Linked DNA regions of Homo sapiens: region 2 is linked to region 1. Evidence: chromatin loops called from intact Hi-C (ENCODE). Cell type or tissue: K562. All regions are shown on one strand.

Region 1 (8,000 bases):
AACATTAGTGACTTAGCTACATAAGGTATCACAAATGTGGCAGGTGGGCGAAGGGTACACAGGACTCTGTATTTACTTTTACAATTTCCTATGAGTCTATAACTATTTCTAACTAAAATTTTTCACAAAAGAATAACAGACTTCCATATGGCAAAAGACATTATAAACACATGATAAATCGGGAACAAATATTTGTCATGAGATGACAGAGGGTTAATATCTATAATATATAAGAGCTCTGTTGTATTGATATGGAAAAGTCAAAATGGAGAAAGGATAAGAAAAGAAATTTACAGAGGAGCAAATCTGAACAGCTAACAAATGTGAAAGGATGCTCAAAATTACTAGGGACATTAAAATTTTAAAAGAATGAGATATCACTTTAAAAGAATTATACTAGTAAAAATACAAAAAGTGATAACACCCACTAAGTGACAATCCAAGGAAGATGGTACCCTCATGTATTGCTGGTAGGAATGCAAGTAACACAGCCTAGCTCTACGGCTATAGATTTTAACTTTCTGAAATGCACATATATCGGGGGAAATTCAGCCAGATACAGGTGAAATTCACCCCCGATATTTCACGTAGGTTCTTTTCTATATTCCCTAAGTGTCGGCCAGTCTGAGAAATAAAGGGACAGAGTACAAAAGAGAGAAATTTTAAAGCTGGGTGTCCGGGGGAGGCATCACATGTCGGCAGGTTCCTTGATGCCTCCTGAGCCGTAAAACCAGCAAGTTTTTATTAGTGATATTCAAAAGGGGAGGGAGTGTATGAATAGGATGTGGGTCACAGAGATCACATGCTTCATAAGGTAATAGAGTATCACAAGGCAAATGGAGGCAGGGCGAGATCGCAGGACCACAGGACCAGGGTGAAATTAAAATTGCTAATGAAGTTTCAGGCACGCATTGTCATTGATAACATCCTATCAGGAGACAGGGTTTGAGAGCAGACAACCGGTCTGACCAAAATTTATTAGGCAGGAATTTCCTCATCCTAATAAGCCTGGGAGTGCTACGGGAGACTGGGGCTTATTTCATCCCTACGTCTTCGGCCATAAAAGACGGCCACCCCTCAAAGCGGCCATTTTAGAGGCCTACCCTCAGGAACACATTCTCTTTCTCAGGGATGTTTCTTGCTGAGGAAAATAATTCAGTGATATTTCTCCCATTTTCTTTTGAAAGAAGAGAAATATGACTCTGTTCCGCCCGGCTCACCGGTGGTCAGAGTTTAAGGTTATCTCTCTTGTTCCCTGAACATTGCTGTTATCCTGTTCTTTTTTCAAGGTGCCCAGATTTTATATTGTTTAAACACACATGCTCTACAAACCATTTGTGCAGTTAACGCAATCATCACAGGGTCCTGAGGAGACACACATCCTCCTCAGTTTACGAAGATGATGGGATTAAGAGACTAAAGTTAAGACAGGCATAGGAAATCAAAACGGTATTGATTGGGGAAGTGATAAGTGTCCATGAAATCTTCACAATTTATGTTCAGAGATTGCAGTAAAGACAGGCATAAGAAATTATAAAAGTATTAATTTGGGGAACTAATAAATGTCCATGAAATCTTCACAATTTATGTTTTTCTGCCATGGCTTCAGCCGGTCCCTCCGTTCAGGGTTCCTGACTTCCAGCAACGTTTTAACATGTATCATAAGATTTTGGACTGTCCCGAAGAAATAACAGCACCAGTAGATAAAGGCATATTTATGCATGAGACATTGAATGCAAAGCTATTCCGATGGCAAAAACCTGGAAACAAAGTGAACGCCCTTTAGTAGGCAGATGGCTGGATCAATCATGGTAGCACATTCCCACTGTGGGTTATTATTCAGCCATTAAAGACTATGAATCGGTGGTACCAGGTTAGCCTAAGGATTTCTACTAGGGACAGCTGAATGGGGAGAAATGCTGTAAGGTAATACACAAGTCAATAGGAAACTGGAAAGGGACATCCACAATGTTTTTGACATGAGTCACCCTGGAAGCAAAAAGGAGGAGGGAGAGGAGAAGAAGGCGAGGAAGAAAAAAATAAATTATCATCTGAAAATTATTTAAAATAAATACGTTTTTAAAATGTTGTGTGACCACATGTGCGTATTTAAATGAAATGATGTATCTAAGTGGGTATGTGCACAAATAAATTAAAAGTAATTGTAAAACTTGGACACCTGAAAGTCCCCCAGCCTTTTCTGCTGACCAAGGCCATGGGCCTGGCTCTGTCTCTTCCATGGCTCCCTCCCTCGTGGTCTCTCCTCTCTCCCAGGCAGCAGAGGCCCTACTCTTTGGCAGGCTTGCTTCACTGTTTCTAGGTTCTCTCTGCCCAACCCATGCCCTCTGGACTGTGCCTTCTACCCTCTTAGTTACTCTCCTAAACAGAGTTAGTTCACTCCCTAAGAGAAATTATCCCACTAGCTGACAAAAATGAGCAGTTGACTCACCCTGCCCCTCAGTCTCTGTGTGCCTCCGTGTCACTGTTTGGAAAGGGAGAGATTAATAACAGCCATGTTCTGCTGTGGGGAGCTAGAAACACAGTCCACTGCCTGTCCTAACAAAGTCCTGGGACACTGGGCCTGACCCCACTCCCTTCACTCCCTCTTCTCTCCTCAGCTATGCATCTCCCACAGTTTGTCAGGATGAGAGGCCTTGTCACCTGCTCCCAGATATCAGGTCCTCCCCGGCAGCCTGTACCCAGCATGTAGTTCCCACAGAGCCCACCTCCACCACTACCCCCTGAAATGCGCAAGTCAGCTCCCTGGGGACAATAATCGCTGATCAGCCCGTGTCTCCCAGCTTTTTCTAATCTCCTTAGCACATCTTTTTAAAGAAATGTATTTAAAACTTTCTACCAGTAACTTAATAATTCGAGGCCTTGCCTTCCTGAGGAATTTGCATTTTAATGAGAGGCAGTGCCCTTAGCCCAATAAACAAGGTGAGGCCCAGCCTGGTCACCTCCCAGATGTGGAGAAGGAAACATGGGGTTCACATGAGGAGTTTCAGGACCCAAACCAGCAAATGGCGAACCACACCACTCACCTGGGCCTGGCTCTGCGGTATAGAGGCTTGGGATCTGCATTTGCCAGACCATCCAGAAAGCCGGCTTCCTCGCTTTCCCTTTGTTTTTCTGCTCTTGTAGCTTATAACCCGTCTTGCATTTGCCTAAAGGGCTCAGAGCTTTCTCAAGGTCATTAACTCGAGTCATAGCCGAGCTCACAGGGACTGGAAGGACCATAGCCACACAAGGACCCCCTACTCCAGCCCTGGTCCCCAGCTCAGTCCTCCCAGGAGGAGCATCAGGCTGTCCCAGGGCTTCTTTGAGGACTCCGGGGTTATGGGAGGAGCCCTGGGCTGAAAGTCAGGGGATGAGGGCCCCATGCATGGTCTTAGCCCTAACTCTCCCTGAATGTGCAAAGCCCTTTTCCCTGTCCCTCCTAGTCTGTGAAATGTGTAAGGGTATGGGCAGGTGACACTGGGTCCGCAGGTCCCCAGGCCCCTCCAGCTCCTGTCTCTACAATGCACCAGGGACGGGAGCGCTGGAGATGCTCTGAATCAAACCTAAGCAGATCTATGAGACAACCCGGTTCACTCCTCAAAGGCATGGCCCTCCTTTTTACATGCTTAAGACAGCAACCAGCCCCTTCATCAGTGAGAAGAAACTGCCCTTTGAGGTTTGAAGAGCAGGGTCAGGGTCTTCCACCCTCAGCGCACCCATTGGGCGAGTTCAGTGTCTGCAGTGCAGCGCGCCGCCGGCAGGGGGCGGCAGACGCCAATCCACGGCGTTCGGGACGCGCCAGAGATATTGGGTCCGTGCAGGTGGCTTGGTTTGGGGACCTCAAAGATGCATCCTGCTAACCCGGATCTGATTGCGCGCGCATGCACCGTCTCACCGCGTACTTCTGCTCCCTGCACCCTGCCACAGCCACAACCAGCGCCTGGAACGCAGCTGCTCCTTATTTGTTGAGTGGATGAATGAATGAATGAACGAATGGCGGTGGAAGTCAGAACACAATTTGGTGTGAATAAGGAGTTCCGGTTGAGAATATCTGAAGATGCCCCTCCTACCTTGCTCTGTGGCCCTGCGCAAAAGCAAAACCTCCCTGCCAGGCCATCTGCTCCGAGCTGGCGTCCGGGAAATCAGGGGCCCCTCCTATCTTGCGCTGGTGTCCAGGTACACCCTCACTCCTCCACTACAGGGTCCTTCTGTTGGAGCAGGAGGGAACCGCAGCCTGGAAGGGTGGGTGTGAACCATGAACCCAGATGACCAAGCCAGTGGAGGTGGCACAGGCAGTCCCCAAGGAAGGGGACACGTGTGTCCCGAGGTCAGAACTGAGAAGCTCTTCAACTGCCACTGCATGTTTCTAACTTCTAGAAACCATCAGGATGGATCTAATTTCTCATGTGGAAACTGGGGCTCTGAGCAGGTGAGTGGCCTCACCCACAGTCACACTCAGCTCGCAGCCCTCCTTGCCGTCTTCTATTTGCAGGGAATTTTCTAGGGAGCAGCAGGATGGACATTCACCAGAGGCGCCCATGGGGGCCTGGACAGTCCCCCCAGTTACCTTACATCTCCACTCTCCTGGGAGGAGCAGGCAGGGGCCACTGAGATCCATGGCGGTGGGTGGGGCTGGGTGCTCAACCCCATTTTGGGGAGGGCAGGATGTGGGGAGCAGGGAGCAGCTGGGGCTCCAGGCATTGTCTCAGGCACCTCCATTCCTTTCCCCACATGCAAGGTCATCTTTCTGTTGAAGTCCCTGCATGAATGAGCAGGACACCTCCCTACACAGAGGAGACACAAGGGAAGACAGGAGCCTGCTCACGGGAAAGGAGTGGTTTCCCCACCATCCAGACATGTGGGTCCTGGTGAGCTGTTTGCATCCAAAAGCCAGAGCTCTGCAAACAGCTCACCGGCTAGACAGCAGAGCACAGATGTGGCACATTCAGGTCAGGGCATACACTGATTGCCATCCTCTCCCATCCCTGGCTGCCCTCCACCTCCACACCACCCTTCTGGTGCCAGCTTTTCCTGTTCCCAGTCTGGGGCCTCTTCTCTCACCTCCTCACACTCCATCCTCAGTTCCAAATGCACCTCTATGTGGACGACCCCTAAATGCTTACCTCCAGCTGAGACTTCCCCCTTAATGCCATTTCATGTTTCCAGTCTGTCTGTAACATCTCCACCTGGGTGTCTGTAGGCTTCTCTCACCAGTCATATGCAAAACAGCATCCGGGCTCCCCATCCTCCCCCTGACCTCAGCCTCCCTGAGGACTCCTGTGGGCACCCCCAGCCTCCTTTGGGATACCTGTGACATAAAAATACTAAGAAAAAAATGCCTTTTCACTCTCACTTTCTCCCAAGTGGAGCTTTCTGGCACCTCCATGACTAATGGAATGGAACGGTTGCTTTGTATTCCTATTTTTTAAATTCCTTTGTTTGGATTTCTTATGTTAAACATGGAGAGACATATACACAAAAGTTCCTTGTCCCCTCAATATTTTTAAGAACACCAAGTGCAAATGTTTCAGAACCACTGTTTTAAATCCCATCATCTTCCTTCACCTTCCAGCACTTTCCTTCTCACTCAGAGGAGAGATAACCCAGCACCCTGCAGGAGCCCAGCAACCCCCATGGCCTGTGTCCTCTGCTTCTCCTGCTTTCGGCCTGGTTGAATGCATCACTGAGGATTTTCTATTGGTTCCTGGAATTTAGTGTGATTGTGTCTACCATTTGTGGTAGACTGTTGCTTGGACAGTTATCCTGTGGCATGTCAGAAGAGTCCTGGCGTCCAAAGATGTGACTAGGAGCAGAATAATGTTTTCCAATGCATGGACTAAAACCCTTACGATTTGAAAGGCAATGGAGTTGTGATATTGTGACATGTGTGTTTCTTCATTATGCATTAAATACAACGAGATCCAGCAGAATGTGTAGCAAGCACCGTAATTTCATTTTATTTTATTTTATTTTTATTTCACTTTAAGTTCTGGGATACATGTGCAGAATGCGCAGGTTTGTTACATAGGTATACATGTGCCATGGTGGTTTGCTGCACCTATCAACCTGTCATCTAGGCTTTAAGCCCCGCATGCATTAGGTATTTGTCCCAGCGCTCTCCCTTCCCTTGTCCCCCAACCCCGACAGGCCCCAGTGTGTGATGTTCCCCTCCCTGTGTCTATGAAGCACCGTAATTTTAAAGCACTGGTGAGAAACCATATTTCAGAGTATCTGCCGTAACTGTAATTGGATATGGAACTATCTGTGATTTCTCTTGGTGACAAAGTCACAGGAGCTGGTAATAGCACTGTCACTACCCCTAGGGCAAGTATTAAGGACAGTAAGCATACCTTCACTGCCCACCTGGTGGGCTGGAGCCAACTGGAAACAGGCCAGTTTGATAGAAAATGTGTATGTGTGTGCATGTACATGTGTGTCTCTGTGTGTCCACATGTGTGCATGTGGGTCCATGTGTATGTGTGTGGCTGTGGGTATGTGCATGAGTATGCATGTGTATGTGCATGTGTGTGCATGTGTGCACATGTGTGTCTCAACTCTGCCACTGGTGAGGTGCACTGGAAACTCTGGAGCCTGGCATGCAGCCACAGCTGGACTCCTTCCCACCTACACACCCCCTCCATGGGCAGCTTCAAGTGTGCAGAGCAGACACATTTACCCAGAAGGACACACCAGGGACAAAGAGGAAAAGAGAGACAGGCTTCCTGACCCTCCAGAAGGAAGGGTTGCACGGGAGGAGCAGGGCCACCACTTGCCCCAGGCAGGTCTGGAAGGAACCAGGTCTGAGGGCTCATACCATCCCTGCTCCTCATGTCATCAGTCAGTCATAGCAGGAGAAGCCAAGGCCTCTCTCCCAATTCTGTAACTCCAAAAAGAGCTAGCTCCAGGTTCTCAGGCCCAGGCGTGGAGGAAGAGAGCAAGAGAACAGTTTCTGTACATCAGCAGTTCTCTGTCCTGCTCATCTGCTAGTCTTCACCCTAAAGCTTGGGTCCTCAGGGGCGGCTGGGCCCTCAGGAGAGACTAGCAGTGCCATGAGGCAGGCTACTCCCAAAGCCAGCCACCACTTCTTCATGACTCCTCCTGGGACTAGTTAGCTTCCATCCACAGAGGGCTGTGAAGTGGGTATGAACAGGGCATTACTGAGACTCTGTGGCCACCTGTCCCCTCAACAAACCTCTCCCATGTTTATTTCCTATCTCAAATTATGCTTGTGGTATGTGTCAAGTTGGCTAGACCATGACACCCAGATGTTTGGTCAAATGCCGGTCTAGATGTTGCTGTGAAGGTATGTTTTTAAATGAGATCAACGTTGAAACCAGCAGACTTTGAGTAACGCAGGTGACCCTCCACAGTGTGAGTGGGCCTCATCCAATCGGCTGAACATCTTCAGAGAAAAAGACTCAGGTCCCCCGAGGAAGAGGGAAGTCTGCCTCCAGACTGACTTTGGACTCAAAACTGTAATATCAACTCTTCCCTGAGTCTTCAGCCTGTTGGCCCGCCCGGCAGATGTCAGACTTGCTGGCCTCCATAATCACATGAGCCAATTCCTCTGTCTATAGATAAATATAGATAGATGGACATCGAGATAGAGCTGGAGAAATACAGATACAGACAGATTTCTACCACCTATTGATTCTGTTTATATGGACTACTACAGATTTTAATACCAAGGATGGTTCTAGAGGAACAGAATCTTAAGCATTTTGAGAATCCTTAAGATCTTAAATCTTCAGGAGCTTTCTGAATTGCTTCTGGGGTTTCTGGAATTGGCTCTCTAAGCTGATTACCTTTAAAGGCACTGATGACTACTCCTAATAGTAGAGAGAATGCAGATAGTCCATGGTGTGATGTAACAGTAGAGTTAGGTAAAACATCACTGTTGAATACTCATAATCAAAAATTTATTAAGAGCCAAGGATCTGAGTGGTCATGCATATGGTACCATCAAACATTTTTAATCAAACTAACAAGTATAATGAGAT
Region 2 (8,000 bases), 290 kb after region 1:
ACACAGTCCAGGCATCTTCTGCCCCTTCTTTCCTGCCCGACGGGGCCAGGGCATGACACTTCTTGGACAGATACATACCAGGCACTATCTTTCCAGGAGGGACCAGGGGCACCTCCCTCCAGCCACTTCCCAGCCAGTTGTTGATGCTCCCTCGATGCATCTCATCCATGGGGCCTGGCCTGAGCCCTGGGGACACTGAGATGAAGCAGTCAGGCTCCACCCTAGGGTCCAAACATTCCCACCAAGTTGAGGTGACATTCTCCTGGGGTACATGGAGTATCACAGGACACAGTTGGTAGAAGTGATATTGGAGCCCAATTTACCATCAAGGAGGGCAGGTGGAGGGCAGGGAGAAGCCCGGGAGGTAGGGGCATGGCACAGTAGGGTGGCCATACAGGCAGCTGGGCTTCCTGCCAGGACTCCCAGGGAGGGGCAGAAGGCCACTCGCTGTGTACTCCGGAAGCTCCCTGGGGAGAGCTTGGGGACCAGGATCCCCACTAAGCACCGAAGGCAAGAGACCACGAGCCTGGCTCAAAGAGGAGGGCTAGCCAGGACGTGAGCTAAGCACTTTGTGCACATTGTTCTACCTCATTCTTATAAAATGAGCTTATGAAACATTGTCCTCTCTATTTTGATGAGGAGAACACTGAGCCCTGGAGACGTGGGTGACTTGTGCCCTCATCCCCAGCTTGTAGGAGGATGGGAGCTAGGCCCAGGAAAACCCATGTCAGAGGTGGTGGAGAAAGAGGAACCTCAGGACAGGCCCACCCAGGACAGGCTGCCGGGAGACAGGGCCATCCAGGGAAGGGTGGGTACCACACACCAAGGGGAGATGGGTCTGAGGGGCAGGCCTGCCAGTCCTCCTCCCAGGGGCAGAAAGGTCAAGAGAAGGGCAGACATCCACCCCCACTGGGGACCAGGTTTGTGAAGGAAAGGGTCAAGAAGTCTGAGGCTGTGCCAGGGGAGAGGCAGCAGCCACTGGCCACAGGCTGGGGGGTCGGGGGTGTAAAGACAACGACATCAACTCCCTCCCTGTCATCTGGGTGGGGCTGGGTGGGGTCCCCTTTTGTCTCTGGGTTCCCGCCCAGGCCTTGAGACAGGAAACAGCCGAGGAGGCCCCTCCTTCCCCTCCCAGCCCAGTCACTTCTCAACCCCATCTCCCCATCTGCCCTGCGGGGTTCACCCCAGGAGCCAGCCCTGACTCACGGCACCCAGTGCAGTCTTGGGCAAGTCTGTTTCCTTTGCAAAATGAGTGGTCATGTTTCCAGTGACCTTGGGATCCCTGGGGAGACCACTGTGGACCCCAAACTCTATGCCGCAATGGAGACAGTCTCTGAGTGGCTCAGCTCACCCAGGATGGCACCAGGGAGACGCAAGGTCAACACCTGCCCCCTTCTTCCTTCTCCACTCTCAGCCCGTCAGGGTGGGAGCGCTGGCCTACTGGGGCCAGGCCCTGATATGGGCTCTGGCGAAAGGCCTGTGGGTGCCTGTAAGCCTGTGAGTGCTGAGGCCTACCCCTGCTGTGTCCAGGTTCGAGAAGGGCCGCATCTACACCTACATCGGTGAGGTGCTGGTGTCCGTGAACCCCTACCAGGAGCTGCCCCTGTATGGGCCTGAGGCCATCGCCAGGTACCAGGGCCGTGAGCTCTATGAGCGGCCACCCCATCTCTATGCTGTGGCCAACGCCGCCTACAAGGCAATGAAGCACCGGTCCAGGGACACCTGCATCGTCATCTCAGGTACCTGTCCCTGCCGCCGGGCCCCCACCCTCGGCATCTTCATTTGTGAACATTTGGGAGGGCCATTAGAGCATCTCCTGTGCCCTGTGTCCTGATGGGGGCCCTAGGACCCCATCTTGCCAGTCTTGGGGGTGTGAGTGGGCACAGGGAGCTGGGCTAAGAGAGCGAACCTGGCTGATTCTCTCAACTCTGGTCTTTCCGGCAGGGGAGAGTGGGGCAGGGAAGACAGAAGCCAGTAAGCACATCATGCAGTACATCGCTGCTGTCACCAATCCAAGCCAGAGGGCTGAGGTGGAGAGGTGAGTGGCAATGGGCAGCTCTGGGCCTCAGCATGGCAGGCCAGGGACCTCAGTGTGGCAGGAAGGGCTGGCTCTGGGGAGTGAGAGACGGCAACTGGAGTCTAGCTCAGGTCAAGTTCAGTGGGAACTTGGGAAGTTTCCAGATAATGCCAACACACCCGGAGGTGAGACAGGGTGACCCATGCCAAGGACCTCTCCTTGGGTGGGTGAGACCTAGCCAAGGTACTGGGCCTACCAGCTGGGAGGAGGCAGCAGCCACAGGTAGGATGAGGAGAAGTGCAGCAGGGCCCAGAGATGCTTGAAATGGCTCATGGACAGGGCAGCAGGCAGATTCCATGGAAACCTGGAGAAGCTGGCAGGCCCTGGCCAAGATGGCCAAGCATGCCAGGTGGCTGTGTGGGTGATGGCCAGGAGCCTTGAAACCAGGAAACCTGTCCCTTATGGAAGCAGCTTCCTCTGTCAGTGCCTGTCTCTTCCTATCAAGAGGCAGCGAGATGGGATTCAGGGGGGACAAGCAATGTCAGTTCCTGAGCACATATGGCCAGCACCACTGCCCACCCCTGCAGCTGGAGGTCTAAAGCCCAGTGGTCAGAACAGCCCCTCCTCCCCAGGCTGCAGCTGAGGCCTGGGAGGGGAAGAGGTGGCTGTGAGAAACAAGGACCTCAATGCTACACAGACCATGCTGAGCACAGCCAGCCCGGCAAGTGCATTTCCCAGCCTCTCAGAGGTGAAGTGACCGTCACACAACCTCAGAGGCAACACTGGGCGAGGCCAGGCCATTGGTTCCCTCTCAGCAAGTTCAGAGGAACTCATCCTGAGATGCTGTGATTTCTGTTGGGAAGACTCAGGGGCAGAGACAGCATTCCCCAGATGGGAAGTCTTTGCCTTAAGACCCAGCCCCTCTGCCCTGACAGGGTCAAGGACGTGCTGCTCAAGTCCACCTGTGTGCTGGAGGCCTTTGGCAATGCCCGCACCAACCGCAATCACAACTCCAGCCGCTTTGGCAAGTACATGGACATCAACTTTGACTTCAAGGGGGACCCGATCGGAGGACACATCCACAGCTACCTACTGGAGAAGGTGGGCAGGTGGGCTGAGGAGACCTCCATGGGGAGCCCTGGCCGAGACCCATCCCAGGCCTGGGAAGGTACCCATCCCGACGGTGCAGCTTAGGAGGGCTGGGCTGTCTCTCCCTGTGGCCCTTCTCTGGGCCTCAGTGTCCTCATAGTCAGGACTCTCTGACCCCCAGCCTGCCTTGCACCTGGGAATGTTCAGATGGGGTCCCCAGGGTCAGACTCCTTCCCAGGCCTGAGTCCATCTGCCCCTCTCTCCTCAGTCTCGGGTCCTCAAGCAGCACGTGGGTGAAAGAAACTTCCACGCCTTCTACCAAGTAAGCCCTGAGGGCAAGGGGAGGTGGAAAAATGGGGTGGGGAAAGGGAGGGCAGCAAGCTGGACCAGCTTGTGACCCTTCCATCACTACCCCAATTCCCCCTCTCTGCCCACTCAACCCCACCTAGCCCATCGTCCTCACTCCCCACCACACTCACCCCAACCAGTACCCCACACCCCACAAACAAGAGGGTGTGACTTGCAGGGAACAAAAGCAGGATGTCCCCTTTATCTGAGACACCTCCAGATGAGGGCTCTCTGGGACCCATAAGTGTCTCTGTGAACAATAAGCTCCCCACGAGGTGGGCTTCCCCTGGGATTACAGGCAGTGTCTCTAGTGGTATCAGAGCTCAACACTGAAGTGGTGCTCCTGGGGACACGGGCATTGACTCTGAGCACCTCTGTGAGATAGGCGCGCCCAGGGACTGTCTCCACAAGCTTTGACACCCCACTGAGGTGGGAGCTCCCTGGAAACAAACAGTGTCTCTGCAGTCTCAGAGCTTGACACTGAAGTGGAGCTCCCTGGCACGCCAGCGGTGTGTTTGCAAACTGTGGCCTGCCCACTGTGTCCTCTGGTTCACAGACAGTGTTTCCACAGACTCCGAACTCCCCCACTGAACTGGGAGCACCCTATGACTGGAGCAGTGTCTCTAGGGACTTGGAGCTCCCCACTGAGTTAGGAGTTCCCTGCAGCACAGACATGGTCCCCACCAACTCTCAGCTCCCCAGTGCAGTGGGAGCTCCCTGGAACACAGCAGTTTCTCCCTGGTACACAGGCGGTGTTTCCATGGATTCTGAGCTCTTTACTGAGGTGGGAGCTCCCTGAGACAAGCACAGTGTCTCACAGACTCTGTGCTCCCCATGAGACAGGAGCTCCCTGGGTAGCGGGCAGGGTCTCCAGGGTCTATGAACCGCCCGCTGAGGTGGGAGCCTCCTGGGATGCAAGGAGTGCCTTTAAGGACTCTGAGCTTCCATGGTGTGGTGCTCCCTGGGACACGGCAGTGTCTTCACGACTCTGACTTCCCACTGAAGTCACACTCTCTGGGACACAGCAGTGTCTGTAAGGACTCTGAACTCCACTGAGGTGGGAGCCCCCTGGGCTGTCTTTCCAGTGAGTCTGCACTGAGGTGGGAGCTCACTGGGAAACCAGTAGTGTCTCTGTGGACTCTGACCTTTATTTGAGGTAAAAGCTCCCTGAGACACTGGCAGTGTCTCCACAGACTCTGAGCCTCCCCCTGGTGGGAGCCCCTGGGAACACAGAGGGCGTCTCCACAGACTCTGAGCTCTCACTGAAATGAAGCTCCCTGGGACTCCGGCAGGATCTCCACAGACTCTTACCTCCCCACTGAAATGGGAGATTTTGGGACATGGGCAGGGTCTCCATGGACTCAGAGTTCCCCCATTGAAGGGGGAGTTCGGTGGCACATGGGCATTGTCTCTAATGACTCTGAGCTCCTGGCTGAGGGGATTGCTCCCTGGGACGTTGCCAGGGTCTCCACAGACTCTGAGCTCCCCATGAGGTGGGAGCTCCACAGGATTTGGGCAGGGTCTCCATGAACTATAAACTCTCCACTGAGGTGGGAGCTCCCTGGGACACAGAGAGTTTTTTTCAGACTCTGAACTCCCATGAAATGGAGCTCTTTGGAGCATGGACAGTGTCTTTAAGGACTCTGAGCTACCCACCGAGGTGGGAGCTCAGTGGGACATGTGAAGCAGTGTCTCCACGGACTCTGGGCTGCCCACTCAGGTGGGCTGTGTCTTGGACACAGGCAGTGTCTCTATCAACTTTGGGCTCTGCTCTGAGGTAAGAGCCCCCTGGGACAGGGGCACTATCTCCTTGGACTTTGAACTCCCACCAAAGTGGAGCTCACTGGGACAGTGGCAACGTCTCCACGGATTCTGAGCTCCCGCTGAAGTGGAGCTCCCTGGGAATCAGTCAGTGTCCAAGAACTCTGAGCTTCCCTGAGGTGGGAGCCCTCTGGAACACAAGGAGTGTCCACGCAGACTCTGAGTTTCCATGAAGTAGGGCTGTCTGGGACACTGGCGGTGTCTCTATGGTCTCTGAGCTCCTCACGGAGCTGGGAGCTCCCTCGGACATGGGCGATGTCTCCACAAACTCTCCATTCCCCTATGAGGTGGAAGCTCTCTGCGACATGACCATTGTCTCTGTGGAATCTGAGCTTCCCACTAGTGGGAGCCCCTTGGGACACAGGGCAGGGTCTCCACAGACTCTAAGCTCCCACTGAAGTGGAGCTCTCTGGAATAACAGCAGGATCTCCACAGACTCTTACCACCTCCAGTGAAGTGGGAACTTTTGGGACACAGGCAGTGTCTCCATGGACTCTGAGCTCCCTGCTGAGGTGGGAGTTCATGTGGCACCAGTTGTGTCTCCACAGACGCTGAGCTCCCTAGGACATGGGCTCTCCCTGGGTGGAGAGCAATGTCTCCACGGAACCTGTGCTCCCTACTGAGGTGGGAGCTTCCTGGGACAGGGGCAGGGTCTCCAGTAACTCTGAGCTCCCACTGAAGTGGAGCTCCCTAGGATTCTGCAGTTTGTCCACAAACTCTTACCTCCTCACTCAGTGGGAGGTTTTGGGACCCGGGTAGTGTCTCCACATACTCTGAGCTACCCACTGAGGTGGGATCCCCCTGGGTCGAGGGCAATGTCTCCACAGGGACTGAGCTCCCTACCAAGATGAGGTCTGGCACAAGAACAGTGACTTCATGGTGGAGTCATAGCTCCCACTGAAGTGGAGCTCCCTGACCCACTGAACAGCTGAATGGGGAGCTTGCTGGCACACAGAAACTGTTCACACTGTCTGACCTTCCCCCACGTTTGTTCGTTCAATACTGGAAGGAAGCGCAAGTCTGTTTGTTCTCCTGCCTGTGTGTGTGTACAGGGGGACATCCTGGGAGCTTATTTGTCTAAAGGATGCCTGTGTCCTCTAGTTGCTGAGAGGCAGTGAGGACAAGCAGCTGCATGAACTGCACTTGGAGAGAAACCCTGCTGTATACAATTTCACACACCAGGGAGCAGGACTCAACATGACTGTGCACAGTGTGAGTGTGAGGGGCACCAAGGGCTCAAACTGGGCTCAGTGTCAGGGCCTGAGTGTGGTGGTAGGGAATGGGCAGCACTCAGCACAGGCCAGGGTGAAGTGAACTGTTTGCGTGAGTGGGGAGGGTGCTCGGGGTGGAGTGAAAATGGCTGATGGAGGGGACAGAGTGCAGGGGTGAGCAGGTGCTTAGGCTGGAGTAATCAGGTTCAGGAAGGGGACAGGGGACAGGGGTGAGCAGGTGCCTAGGATGGAGGAATCAAGCCTCAAGGGAGACAGGTGTCCTGGGCCCAGTGTGGCTTTGGAGTGATGAATCCCTTCTACCCTAGGCCTTGGACAGTGATGAGCAGAGCCACCAGGCAGTGACCGAGGCCATGAGGGTCATCGGCTTCAGTCCTGAAGAGGTGGAGTCTGTGCATCGCATCCTGGCTGCCATATTGCACCTGGTGAGCCTGGCTCAGAAGCCTGGGAGGGCTACTTCCCCACAAGGGTTTCCTGGCTGGGAAGCACCCAGGGATGAGGAGGAGACTGGCTGGAGATGCCCCAGCAATGTGCTAGGCTGACTGCCTCTCCTGCAGAAGCTGAGCTGCTCGAGTGATGAGCTCAGTTGATACATGGTCCAGACCCCATTCTTAGGGCCAGGTCAGCCAGGCGCAGTAAAAGCTGAGCATCATGCAGACTGCCTCTTAGTGCAGTCATGAGCTGTGTGGCTTTGGTTGCATTTACTCAGTGCCTCTTGGCCTCAGTTCTCTCTAAGCGGCATGAGGAGTAAGTAGTGCAGGGCTCCGCTGGCTGTGGGAGGATGCGATGGGGTCATTCACATGTCATTTGGACTCGAGGCCTCGAGGCCTTGGCAGAGACTCTGGTGTGCCCATGCCCCCTTCCCCCAGTCTCTGGCTGTGTCTGTGCCCATGGTGAGCAGCTGACCATGCTGGTCTGAGAAGGAGCTGTACTCTACCGCATCCATGTCCCCTGCTTTCCTTCCTCCTTCTTGTCCAAAGTTGTCCAGGCTCTTTTGAGACATGGAGCCCGGACTGTTCATGGTTTTCCCATCACCAGGGAAACATCGAGTTTGTGGAGACGGAGGAGGGTGGGCTGCAGAAGGAGGGCCTGGCAGTGGCCGAGGAGGCACTGGTGGACCATGTGGCTGAGCTGACGGCCACACCCCGGGACCTCGTGCTCCGCTCCCTGCTGGCTCGCACAGTTGCCTCGGGAGGCAGGGAACTCATAGAGAAGGGCCACACTGCAGCTGAGGCCAGCTATGCCCGGGATGCCTGTGCCAAGGTACTTTGGGGGCAGGCACAGGGAGGGAAGCCCAGGAGGCCTTCATGGGGGAGGCCAGGCCAGAGGCAGCAGGAAGCAGGGTGTTCCTATCCCCCAGGCAGTGTACCAGCGGCTGTTTGAGTGGGTGGTGAACAGGATCAACAGTGTCATGGAACCCCGGGGCCGGGATCCTCGGCGTGATGGCAAGGACACAGTCATTGGCGTGCTGGACATCTATGGCTTCGAGGTGTTTC

The links. Peaks named below come from ENCODE experiments on the same cell type or tissue, not always from the same donor. Only the 100,000 strongest peaks of a DNase experiment are listed, where the experiment ranks them.
Region 2: it touches region 1 in a loop (5-fold over the local background); 2 of 110 quality-filtered maps call a loop at or near these places.

Annotation. Positions count from the first base shown.
Region 1 is chr7:45,255,965-45,263,964 of GRCh38, reverse strand. It overlaps LOC107986736 (a long non-coding RNA gene), which reads left to right and starts at 3,901. Exons shown (of 2, transcript XR_001745014.1): 1 at 3,901-4,429; 2 at 5,573-5,930. In K562, a CTCF peak has its summit at 3,757 (motif pointing right); a DNase peak (open chromatin) is centred at 3,774; H3K27me3 peaks cover 3,209 bases.
Region 2 is chr7:44,970,602-44,978,601 of GRCh38, reverse strand. MYO1G (myosin IG) reads left to right here. Exons shown (of 22, transcript NM_033054.3): 2 at 1,531-1,739; 3 at 1,945-2,038; 4 at 2,953-3,118; 5 at 3,375-3,428; 6 at 6,377-6,487; 7 at 6,813-6,929; 8 at 7,543-7,767; 9 at 7,865-8,000. Among named protein-coding and RNA genes, the nearest start is that of MYO1G, 4.4 kb to the left of the region's middle. RefSeq lists a silencer at 4,539-4,618. In K562, a CTCF peak has its summit at 4,660 (motif pointing left); a DNase peak (open chromatin) is centred at 4,661.